Regions from separate parts of the Homo sapiens genome. Here region 1 is linked to region 2. Evidence: read pairs that join two places in POLR2A ChIA-PET (ENCODE). Cell type or tissue: OCI-LY7. All regions are shown on one strand. Links, peaks and the distances in the headings refer to the core of each region. The heading gives the core; the rest is flanking DNA.

Evidence for each region. ChIA-PET counts read pairs that join two places held together with the same protein. Peaks named below come from ENCODE experiments on the same cell type or tissue, not always from the same donor. Only the 100,000 strongest peaks of a DNase experiment are listed, where the experiment ranks them.
Region 1: POLR2A ChIA-PET joins it to region 2 with 5 read pairs; 2 of 35 experiments call an interaction of 5 or more read pairs at or near these places.

What each region holds. Positions count from the first base shown.
Region 1 is chr3:15,585,950-15,591,907 of GRCh38, reverse strand. HACL1 (2-hydroxyacyl-CoA lyase 1) reads left to right here. Exons shown (of 17, transcript NM_012260.4): 4 at 228-308; 5 at 2,296-2,368; 6 at 5,306-5,383. Among named protein-coding and RNA genes, the nearest start is that of HACL1, 13 kb to the left of the region's middle. In OCI-LY7, for the core only: no CTCF peak of the experiment used is centred there; no DNase peak of the experiment used is centred there.
Region 2 is chr3:15,325,397-15,331,354 of GRCh38, reverse strand. SH3BP5 (SH3 domain binding protein 5) reads left to right here. Exons shown (of 9, transcript NM_004844.5): 2 at 789-851. Among named protein-coding and RNA genes, the nearest start is that of SH3BP5, 4.2 kb to the left of the region's middle. RefSeq lists an enhancer at 3,095-3,284. In OCI-LY7, for the core only: no CTCF peak of the experiment used is centred there; a DNase peak (open chromatin) is centred at 3,154; H3K4me3 peaks cover 1,782 bases; H3K27ac peaks cover 2,262 bases.

The DNA.
Region 1 (5,958 bases), core at 267-5,266, 260 kb before region 2:
ATATAGTGTATACACTATATACGTATATGTGTGTATGTATATATATCGCGATATATATATATCGCCTTGTTTTTTAATTAAAAATATTCTAATAATTGTTTTATCAGTTATAGTAAAGACTTGTATGTCCTTCCTTTGAAGTCCAAGATTGCCATGTTTCACACTAAAGTGTTATGAATCAGTTGTTACATTTGACCTGATTTTAATAAATTCTGTTTTGCTTTTAGGCCAGGAGTCTGCCTTGTTGTTTCTGGCCCAGGTCTCATCCATGCCTTGGGCGGTATGGCAAATGCAAACATGAACTGCTGGTAATGACATTATTATTACTGAAAACATTTTCTTAAAAAGGTCACTGCAGGATTTTACTGAGTAGAGCTAATGCTGATCTAGGGTAGAAAGACTTGGAAAAAAAAAACCCCTTCAATTCTTAGAAACTGAAAGTAGAGTTAGTTACCGGGGAGGGAATGAGGAGGAGGAGGGGGAATAGGGAGATAGGTCAAAGGGTACAAAGTTTCAGTCAAGTACGATAAAGCCTGGAGATCTAATGTACAACATGAAAGCCATAGTTAATAATATTGTGTATTGTAAATTTGCAAAGAGAGTAAATTTTAGGTACTTTTACCAAAAAAAGTGACTATTTCTACAATATCTTAGGAAAAAAAGTAACATGAATATGTTAATTTGCTTGACTGTAGTAATCATTTCACTATATGTACATCAAAATATCATATGGTATACCTTAAATAGATATAACTTAAAAAAGAGTATTAGGAAGAAAATTCAAAGCACCAGTAATTTAGTTACTTAGAGATAAACACTTTCTTTTTTTGAGACGGAGTCTCTCTGTCGCCCAGGCTGGAGTGCAGTGGTGCAATCTTGGCACACCACAACCTCTGCCTCCCAGGTTCAAGTGATTCTCCTGCGTCAGCCTCCCAAGTAGCTGGGATTACAGGCCCCTGCCACCACGCCCGGCTAATTTTTGTATTTTTAGTAGAGAAGAGGTTTCACCATGCTGGCCAGGCTGGTCTCAAACTCCTGACCTCAGGTGATCCACCTGCCTTGGCTTCCCAAAGTGCTGGGATTACAGGCATGAGCCACCGCACCCAGCTGCCATAAACACTTTTAACATTTTAGAGTTCCTAATATGTGTGTGTATGTGTGAACGTATGTGTAGTTCTATTTACTTTAAGTGAAGAATTATTTTTTTAAAGATCCAAGCTCAGTGTGTAAAATGTGGCTAATTTTTCACCTTGTTTTGCATAGGTAGGAAGATATTTGAAATTCTTATATTCATTTAGTTTGCTTTATATATAAACTATTTAGTACTTATTCTCTGATCTTGCCCTTAACTCCGTCTCTGGCACTTTACCAGTGAGATCAGGTTGAGGGGGGTTAGGTTCTAATCAATTTGGAACATATTTAATCTTTCTAGTGGAAAGGACATTGTTTTCTTTCTTGCCCTGTGTTTCTTATAGTTTCTTCTTTACTTTCCTTTTGATCTTTCTCTTCTTTATCTACTTTAAGGTGTTATATTTTTTAAGTACCTTAAGGTTTCCCATATCTTTTTTTTTTCCACATTGAAGGATAAGAATTTCATTGCTGAGGAATGTCACTTATTTTGCAATTTCTAAATAGATTCACTTAGGAAAGTGTAAAATTTTTCTTCCCCTTATCCCAAGAATAAGAAAGGCATAAAAATTTATTTTATGTCAATATACCTGGAAGCTTAGCGTCAGCATCCAAAAGGGGAAGGGGAAGAAGGGAAGGAAAACATTTACTATACATTTTGTCTTTTTCTGATATTAAGGAAAGTTCTCTCATATCAGGTTGCTTCTTAGATATTTTTTAATCTACAATTTCTTTCTTTTTTTTTGAGACAGAGTCTTGCTCTGTTGCCCAGGCTGGGGTGCAGTGGCACAATCTCGGCTCACTGTAACCTCTGCTTCCCAGGTTCAAGCAATTCTTCTACCTCAGCCTCCCAAGTAGCTGGGATTACAGGCGCCCACCAGCACGCCTGGCTAATTTTTGTATTTTTTGTAGAGCTGGGGTTTCACCATGTTGGCCATGCTGGTCTTGAACTCCTGATTTCAAGTGATCCACCCACCTTGGCCTCCCAAAGTGCTGGATTACAAGGGGTGAGCCACCTCACCCAGCCTTAATCTACAGTTTCTAAGAAAAAAATATAATATTCTCTCCCTTTAACATTTATTATTTGTTGTGAATTAGACACTGTGTTTAGTGTTTTACATGATGATCTAATTTGTAATTATCTTGTTAAAAAAATGATTGTTTCAGGCCCTTGCTTGTGATTGGTGGTTCCTCTGAAAGAAACCAAGAAACAATGGGAGCTTTCCAGGAGTTTCCTCAGGTATCCAACTTTAAGATTTTGGTTTTTTTTATTTTTAATTTTTGAAACAGGATCTTGCTTTGTTGTTGAGGCTGCAGTGCAGTGGTGCCATCTCAGCTCACTGCAGTCTTGACCTCCTGACCTCAAGCAATCTTCCCACCTCAGCCTCCCAAGCAGCTGGGACTACAGGTTCACACCACCATGCCTGGCTAATTTTTGAGTTTTTTGTAGAGACGAGGTTTCACCATGTTGCCCAGGCTGGTCTTGAACTCTTGAGCTCAAGCGATCCACCTGCCTCAGCTTTCCAAAGTGCTGGGATTACAAGCATGAGCCACCGCACTTGGCCTGCAACTCTTAAGATTTTAGTAACACAATACATACACACCATTAAGAGGTAGAGAGAAGATATAAAAAAGCCTCCTGTTTGCAAAATAAAATAAATAAATTAGAAGTACCTGAAGTAACTTAAAGGTAATTATCTTGAGCTACTATAAGACAACTTCAGGGTGGATATTAAGGGTGAGCTTAGGCCCTGCTTAGAAACAAGCTTTCAAGAAATACACCTTTGTGACAGGATTTTAAGCTCTGAAAATAGGCTCTTAAAGGAGTCAAGAAGATGTAGGAATAAAAATGATTTTGGACTATGCCTCCCAGACTTTAGGGAAATAAGAGGAAAAAACTTACTCAAAATGATTATCAGTAGACTCTGGACAAGTATATTTTTATTTTAGAAGGAGGAAAGAAAGCATGTCAAAATTAAAAGAAACTTGAAAGAATATGTCAACAAAATGCTACAGTTTTAAGAATAAAGCTGGACACGTGGTTCGTAACTGTATTCCTAGCTACTCAGCTACTAGGCTGAGGAGGGAGAATTGCTGGAGCCCAAATGTTTGAGACCAAACATATGTCTGTACAACATATTCAGGTCTTATCTCTGTCTTTCTTTCTTTCTTTTTTTTTTCTTTTTTGAGACAGGATATGGCTGTGTTGCCCAATCTGCAGTGCAGTGGCGCAGTCTTGGCTCACTGCAGCCTTTACCTCCTAGGCTTAAGCCATCCTCCCACCTCAGCCTCCTAAGTGGCTGGGACTATAGGCACACGCCACCATGCCCAGATAATTTTTGTACTTTTTGCAGAGACAGTGTTTTGCCATGGTGCCCAGGCTGGTCTTGAACTCCTGACCTCAAGTGATCCACCACCTTGGCCTCCCAAAGTACTGGGATTACAGGCGTGAGCCACCACACCCATCCAAGATACCGTGTCTTTAGAAAAAACAGTTGTTGGAAACAAATAGCTGAAAGTGAATGATTGACACTTAAGATATAAATATATTTGAGCATTTACAGGACAAAGTTAAAATCATTAGACAGCCGGGCATGGTGGCTCACCCCTGTAATCACAGCACTTTGGGAGCCCCAAGCGTGTAGATCACCTGAGGTCAGGAGTTTGAGACCAGCCTGGCCAACATGGTGAAACTCTGTCTCTACTAAAAATACAAAAATTAGCTGGGCTTGGTGGTGGGTGCCCGTAATCCTCGCTACTTGGGAGGCTGAGGCAGGAGAATCACTTGAACCCAGGAGGCAGAGGTTACAGTGAGCCGAGATCGTACCACTGTACTCCAGTCTGGGTGACAAGAGTGAAACTCCATCTCAAAAATAAATACATAAATAAAATCATTAGACAAAGTCTATTTGTAAATCAGAAATCATTACTGAGAACTTCAAAAAATAAAATTTCATATATGATAAACTAAAATACTGAACTCTAGTATAAGTTAATGCAAAAGTTATATTTTTATACTCTTAGAAGGGAATCGAAGTTTTATTTAGTTAATAGTAGACGATAACAGTTATTTAAAAGATGCTTATGTGTTTGGAAAATAAGTAGAGCAGATTAAGTTAATTAAAAGGAAATCTAAAGTTACTGCAGAAACTATATACGTGAAAAAGAAAACAGGATAAATGTCCACTACATATTTTTTTCCTGAAATGGAAAATAATAGTTTATTAGATCAAATTTAAAAACAGAAGAGAAAGAATCCAAGTATCTGGTTTTTGTGGAAGTCCTTAAAACTAAAGGGCATGAACATAGACTGAAAATCGGAGGGTGATCTTAATTTTGTCATGCCTGTGGGACTATCAGCTTTTCATAGATTTCATACTAAAACATCAAGAGAAACAGTTTCTATATAATGCCTCAAGATATATAGATCTGAGGCATTTTCCTGAAATGGAAAATAATAGTTTATTAGATCAAATTTAAAAACAGAAGAGAAAGAATCCAAGTATCTGGTTTTTGTGGAAGTCCTTAAAACTAAAGGGCATGAACATAGACTGAAAATCGGAGGGTGATCTTAATTTTGTCATGCCTGTGGGACTATCAGCTTTTCATAGATTTCATACTAAAACATCAAGAGAAACAGTTTCTATATAATGCCTCAAGATATATTAAACAGTGAAAAATTATCACTACTGAATTCATATATTCGAAACACCATAGCAAGAAAGTATATAAAAGGAACACTGGCAGAAATGTAAGAATAGATTATTATTATAACAAAATCTAACAGATGAAGTTTTATATTCTTATCTGTGAAATTGCTGGATCCAAAGATATGCTGATTTAAATTTTTTGTAGATTTTAACTTCCTTTCCCATTTATAGTCTCACCAGCAGTTTATAGAAGTGCCTATTTTCCTGTGTTGTGTTAGATGGTGGGTATTATCAGACTTTTGCATCTTTGCCAAAAGATTTTGCATCTTTGGTATGATACGCTTCCTGAATCATACCAAGGCAAAACTTTGTACTTTGAATAGGCTTTTAAGGGACAGTCTAGGCAATATATTTTCTCCATCTTGCCTCTAAACATAAAAGAAATTAATGACTTAACATTTTGTCTTCTTTCAGGAGAGTAACATGATTGTGAGCTGAATTTTAAGTGATTTTCATTTTCCATGTAGGTTGAAGCTTGTAGATTATATACCAAGTTCTCTGCCCGCCCAAGCAGCATAGAAGCTATTCCTTTTGTTATTGAAAAGGTACAGTATTTAATAACAAGCTCTCCAAGTCAACTGATTTTTCTCAGTTGCTCATACTTACTGTTATTTTTATTCTCAAAAGAATGAGTGACAATTAGGAACATACCCAGGCAGTTAAAAATGGCATTGTTAGAAAGCTATTTACATTTTAGTGTTCACTGTCATTACATTTAATTATAGAGAGGTAAAATAAGTTATTTTTGGAAAAAGTTTCTCCTGTGTTTTAGTTTTTAAAATTACCTTTTTAATTATACAAAAGTAAAGAGAAAGGTTTATAATGAACCCTTGAGTACCTTTTCTCTTGTGCTTTTGCAAAAGATTATTTTTGAAAATTGGGATTAAACCAAAACCCTCTAAGACCCTCCGTTAGTTAATTAATACAGCATACAGGTTGATTATTCCTTACCTGAAATGCTTTTCAGAAGTGTTTCTGACTGCAGATTTTTTCAGATTTTAGAATATTTGCATATATATAATGAGACATCTTGGGGATGTGACCCAAGTCTAAATATGAAATTCATTTATTTTTCATATGTACCTTATACACATAGTCTGATGATTATTTTTCCCTTGGG
Region 2 (5,958 bases), core at 626-5,625:
TTTAAAAGCTCACTTAACTCAGTGGTTGGGGTTTAAATGAATTGTTTTGTCAGCTTAGCAAGATAAAGATCAGGTGGAAAAAAAATCCTTGCATTAGGAATGCTATTAATTAAAGTAATTGGTTTGGAATAAATCGTGTGTTACTGGTATGGGATTATGTTAGCAAGATCCTTTGTTTGCATAGTAATGATGAGTTAAGTTCATGTTGGATACTTTTTTTACAAAATGTCAGTTTGTAAATGTTTATTGAAAGGAATGGGATTAAAGCTAGTTTAAAACGTCCAGCTAAGTAGGTTGAATAATTGGCAGTGTGAAAAGATTTTCACCCTTTACAGAAAAATAATTCTGGTGAGTTAATACCAGAATTCTGCCCTTGATGATTTCACTGGGTTTATATTTTTGGCTTGGCCTTGCTTATTGTCTTTTATTGTTTTCTAAGCAAAGTTCTTGCTCAAGGCAGATGGTACTGTTTTGATTAGGCCATTAAACCATTTGTAACAGGTGGGGTTTACCTGAAGGCATGTACCTGGAATAGTTGACCTCTGACAAATTCCAAATGTCTCTGAAGACATTGTCAAAAGGGACACCCTCAAGAAAATGGTTTCAGAAATGCCGACATTCATTTGCTTTTCTAGTCAAGCCTCAACTGTTTGCCGTAAGAATTAATTCTGATTCTTCCCTTTTCCTGCAAATTGGGCTGGGGTAATTTTTCAGGTTATGGACTGAGTTATATTGGAAACAAAAGACGGATCCCTTAAGTCTTTTTTTCTCCCTCTTTTCTTCACCAGGGAGAACTGGAGAAGTTAAATCAGTCCACGGATGATATCAACAGACGGGAGACTGAACTTGAGGTACAGAGAGCTGAGTTCCTGTTCTTGGTGAAGTGATGTCACTCACACCGGCACAAGGCTGGTTAATTTTGTCTTCATAGCTGGAGTGTTATTGCTGGACCCCCCTCCTTGGGAGTTGAGCAACAGCTCCCTGACAGAATAAAATACACCACTGAGCTCAACCTGTGGGCGGAACGCATGTGGATCCAATTGCACATGTTGTTTTTCATTATGGAAGCTCCATGGGGCCTAAACCAAGTCTGTGCAGAGCGTTACACAACGCTTAAGCCCCAAGTTTTAATGTGACTGAAAGGACAGGGGAAAATTAGCCGAACTCTTTAATGGAGAATAATGAATGAGCTCACAAAATCTCTTACATATTCAGGGCAGTTCCTGCCATTTGTCCTGGAGAGTGTTGTGTTGTTTCCTCTGACTTCGACCATTTCTTGACTTTCCTGTCCTAATAACTCACCCCCCGCCTCCTTCTGCTTCCCTGCTCATTTCTTTATTGTCTGCTAGTGCATAGAATATAATTATAATGGTAACAAAAAGCTGTTTAGACTGGGAAGGCCTTTCCTGCTGGGAAAAATCTTGGGAGACTAAAACTTGATTTGGGTTTCATGTGCATTTTCCAATGGGAGTGTAAACAAGTTAGCATTCATCACAGCCTCCGATTAGTTCCCACCCCTTTCCAGTAGTGGTTGCTTTTACCACCCATCAGCAAATTTGAACAACCACTATATGTATTCAGGAGACTGTGAATTGACTGTCAGAACCCCAAAGGGACTCTCAGCGCAGTTTCCCAATGCAGGGAGCTGTTGGCAAAGTCTGTTTCTGTAGCAGGAGAAATAGCAAACGTCAGTGGAAGGGACAAGAAGCACATGGTCCCTAAGAGTGAGAGTGTGGGAGATAGGAATATAATCTACCAGGATTCACTGGCAGCCTTGATTTCTGCTGCGTGCGTAGGCCCTGGAGTTACCAAATCTGGATGCAGCAATGTGGATGAAAAAGCCTGTTGCTCTGAGTTGCGTGAAGGGTTATCGCTAACCACCTCCATTTCCATCGTAGGTATACAAGAGCATGGGCTGTCCTTCTCCCCAAGTAAAGTAAAATCTGTGTTTGTTTACATTTCTTTCACTTATGAATTGAGTCTGTCTGTGATGTGGGGTAACTGAAACCTCTCAGGATCTCAGATTTCTAATGCATTAAACAACAAAACTCTTACCATTCCTATAGGGCTTTAGCATTTCCAGAGTGTTTTTTACACGTTTTAGCTCATTCCATCCTGTCACACCAGCCTAGAGCTATGCTGTCCCATATGGTAGCCATGTGCAACGTATGGCTATTTGAATTTAATTAAAATTTTTTTTTTTTTGAGACAGAGTCTTACTCTGTCGCCCAGGCTGGGGTGCAGTGGTGTGATGTCTGCTCACTGCAACTTCCACCTCCTGGGCTCAAGTGATTCTCATTCCTCAGCTTCCTGAGTAGCTGGGATTACAGGTGTGCACCACCATGCCTGGCTAATGAGTTTAATTAAAATTAAGTAAGACTAAAAATTCCATTTCTCAGTCACAATAGCCACGTTTCAAGAGCCCAGTTGCCACTATATTAAACAGTCCAGTTGCCACTGTATTAAACTGCTGTCATCATAGAATGTTCTGGCCTGGAGAGCTAGGAGGGTAGGGACTATTTACTTTCCAGATCAGGACTCAGAGGCTCAGCATCTTCTGGTACTATGACGCCTCAGAGGCAGGGCTCCCATCTTATACTCCCAGGCATTTTCCAGATCTCCTCCAGTTCCTGCATTCTATTATCCCAGTGCAGTGGTGCAATCACAGCTCACTGCAACCTCAAACTCCTGGGTTCAGGCAACCCTCCTGCATCATCCTCCCCAGTAGCTGAGACTACAGGTGCATGCCACCATACCTGGCTAATTTTTCATATCTTTAAGCTTTTTTGTAAAGATGGGATCTAGCTCTGTTGACCAGGCTGGTCTTGAACTCCAGGCCTCAAAGTGATCCTCCCACCTTGGCCTCCCAAAGTGCTGGGATCACAGGCATGAGTTGCCATACCCATCCTGGAAATAGTCTTTTTTTTTTTTTTTTAAAAGCATTGATTGATTCTAGTTGCTCGCCTACTATGTGCCGGCCACTGTTCTGGGTAATGAACAAGATGGCCCACATCTCAGCCCCAAGTGTGCTTACTTTCTTGGGGTGAAATTGGTTAATCTGTTAAACTCTTTTTAGCCCTTACTTCTGAATCCCATTTCTGAATACACTTAGGTATTTGTGTGTCACAGGAAGCCACCAGACAGGTGTTTCCTGCCTGGCTCTGGAGAGCATTTGGAACCGTGTGAGAGGCGAACTGGAGGGTGTGAGGGGGGTGGCCAGGGCTGGGCTGGGTTGCTGGCTGGCCTTTTCACGGTATTATAACCAAGACTGACTCATAGAAATATAATACAGGCTACATAAGCAATTAAAAACTCCCTAGTAGACGCATTAAAAACGAAAAAGAAACAGCTGAAATGAATTTAAATATTTTGTTTAACCCGGAATATCCAAGACAGTACAATTTCAACGTGGACTTGCTATTAAAAAATTACTGATATTTTACATATATTTTTGTACTAAGTCTTTAAGATCTTTGGCATATTTTACACTTAGGGCACATTTCAGTTGAGACTAGACACGTTTCAAGTGTTAGCTACATTTGGCACTGGGAGGCATAGGTTTAATAGGTGTTTTCTGTCACAAAGGAGCCAGGTGGGATTTCACCCTTCATGCTGGGCACCAACTGCTTGTCAGACACTGTTGGCCACTGCATTTATGTGGGTGAACAAGACAAAGACCTTGCCCTCCAGGAGTTTACGTTTTTGGTTGGGGTGAGTAGCAGAGCGGGGGTAATAATTACTGGTGGTAATAGCTACAGTAAGAAGTGTGACAGAGACACTGGAGGGGCGCTGCTGGAGGACACCTGAGCAGATGCCTGCAGGGGAGCCTCTGTTTGCAGAAGAACAGGTGGAGTGAGCCACTGGGGTGGTCAAGGGGAGTATGCCCAAGGATGGGGGCAGGAAAATGAGCCATTTTAATATACAGTCAAGTGTTTTGTTTTGTTTTTTTTTTCCTGAGACGGAGTCTCACGCTGTCGCCCAGGCTGGAGTGCAATGGCGTGATCTCGGCTCACTGCAACCTCTGCCTCCCGGGTTCAAGCCAGTCTCCTGCCTCAGCCTCCCGAGTAGCTGGGATTACAGGCGTGCGCCACCATGCCTGGCTAATTTTTGTATTTTTAGTAGAGATGGGGTTTCACCATGTTGGCCAGGCTGGTCTCGAACTGGCTGGTCTTGAACTCCGGATCTCGTGTCGTCGCTACCCCCCTCCCCACCGCCACTGCTGTCTCAGCCTCCCAAAGTGCTGGGATTACAGGTGTGAGCCACCGTGCCCAGTCTTGTTTTTGTGGTACTTGTATTCCATAAAGTTGTGAACACTGAATTAGTGAATACGGAACCATTGTTGTAGGGAAAATGCAGGGCTTGGAGCAAGCCTGTGGTCACATTTTCATCAACTGATCAATATTAATCTTTTCAGTTTCCATTAAAAGACACTTTATTTACTATATACTATTGATTCATTAGCATTGAACTCAGGGCCACTCACCTAACATGTATTTGCTCTGTAAGCCACATCACAGCCTGCTCGTGCTCAGGAAAGCTCACTAGACAGCACTTCTGCACTTCCCTTATGGGCCATTTTAACAGCAAAATCACCAAAGAAAGCACAAAAGTGTGAAAGACATGGCACTAAGTAGACCATGAAAAGGACACTTGTTTACAGGATGGGCACTGAAAGCAGGAGGCAGAACGTCGCTCCTGTGTATGTCGGTGAATGAACCTGAAAGGGCTGCGTGTATTGATTTTGGGGTTACATATAAATTTTAGCGAGTAGACGAATTCACAAGTATGGAATTGGCAAATAATGAGATAGTCTACTTTCAGGGCCCCCAGGGGAAGGTATTCTGCTGTCCACATTTCCTTTCCCATTGCCTTTTGATTGCGATCTGGGGCGTTCGGCACCTCTCGTGATTTTTGTCTGATGAACCTGAATTGGTGACCAGGCTTCTGGTAGCTGCTAACGTGCTCTCACGCTGTGGTGCAGTTGTCTGTGGGTAGCTGGAGACTGAGGTGTTGCTCCTGAGGCCCACATTTAACATCCCATTTCTTGTCTTGGCCATTTAAATTCCAGATTGCAAAAGGGCCTCTGGATGCCAGCCATCTGCCGTGTCACTTGGATGTCTGTCTCTTCCTGCAACCTGGGTTTGCCTCTGACCTTATTTGAACAGTGCTGGGTCCCCTTTGCATGCTGATTTATATCAGCAAAAGCCAACCTTTTCAAGCTGTAAAAGGAGGAACCTTTTAACCAGAGAGCCCTTGGATATAAGCCTGATGTTTTAAGTTAGGAAAATAAGCATTTTCCCACAGATCCATTGATCAGTCAGCTTTATTTATTTATTGAGACAGGGTCTTGCTCTGTCACTCAGGCTGGAGTGCAGTGTCACAATCTCGGCTCACTGCAGCCTCAGCCTCCCGGGTTCAAGCGATTCTCCAGCTTCAGCCTCCCAAGTAGCCAGGACCAAAGGCTCACACCACCACGCTGGCTAATTTTTGTATTTTTAGGAAAGATGGGTTTTGCAATGTTGGCCAGGCCGGTTTCAAACTCTGGAGCTGAGAGCGATCTGCCTCCCTTGGCCTCACAAAATGCTGGGATTACAGGTGTGAGCCACTGCGCCTGACCAGCTTTTTAATTCACTAAGTATTTATTGAGCACCTACTACGTGATGGGGGCAATTTTCGGTGATGGGGACAGAGCAGTGAAGAGAATGGACAGAAGTCCCTGCTTTTCTGAGGCTTACATTGCAGAGGGGGTGGAAAACGCAATAAAAAGTTAAAATACACATGGTAGGTTATCTGATGTATACAAAGGAGGCAAAGAGCTGGAAGGGGACTCAGCTGGTGGGTGTTTGGAGGCAAGGGGAGGGAGAGGAATGCAGTATTGTCTGGAGAGAGTGAGCAAGCCTCAGGCCATGTGGGGGAAGAACATTCCAGCTGGAGGGCGCATCAGGGCTAAGCCTGGCT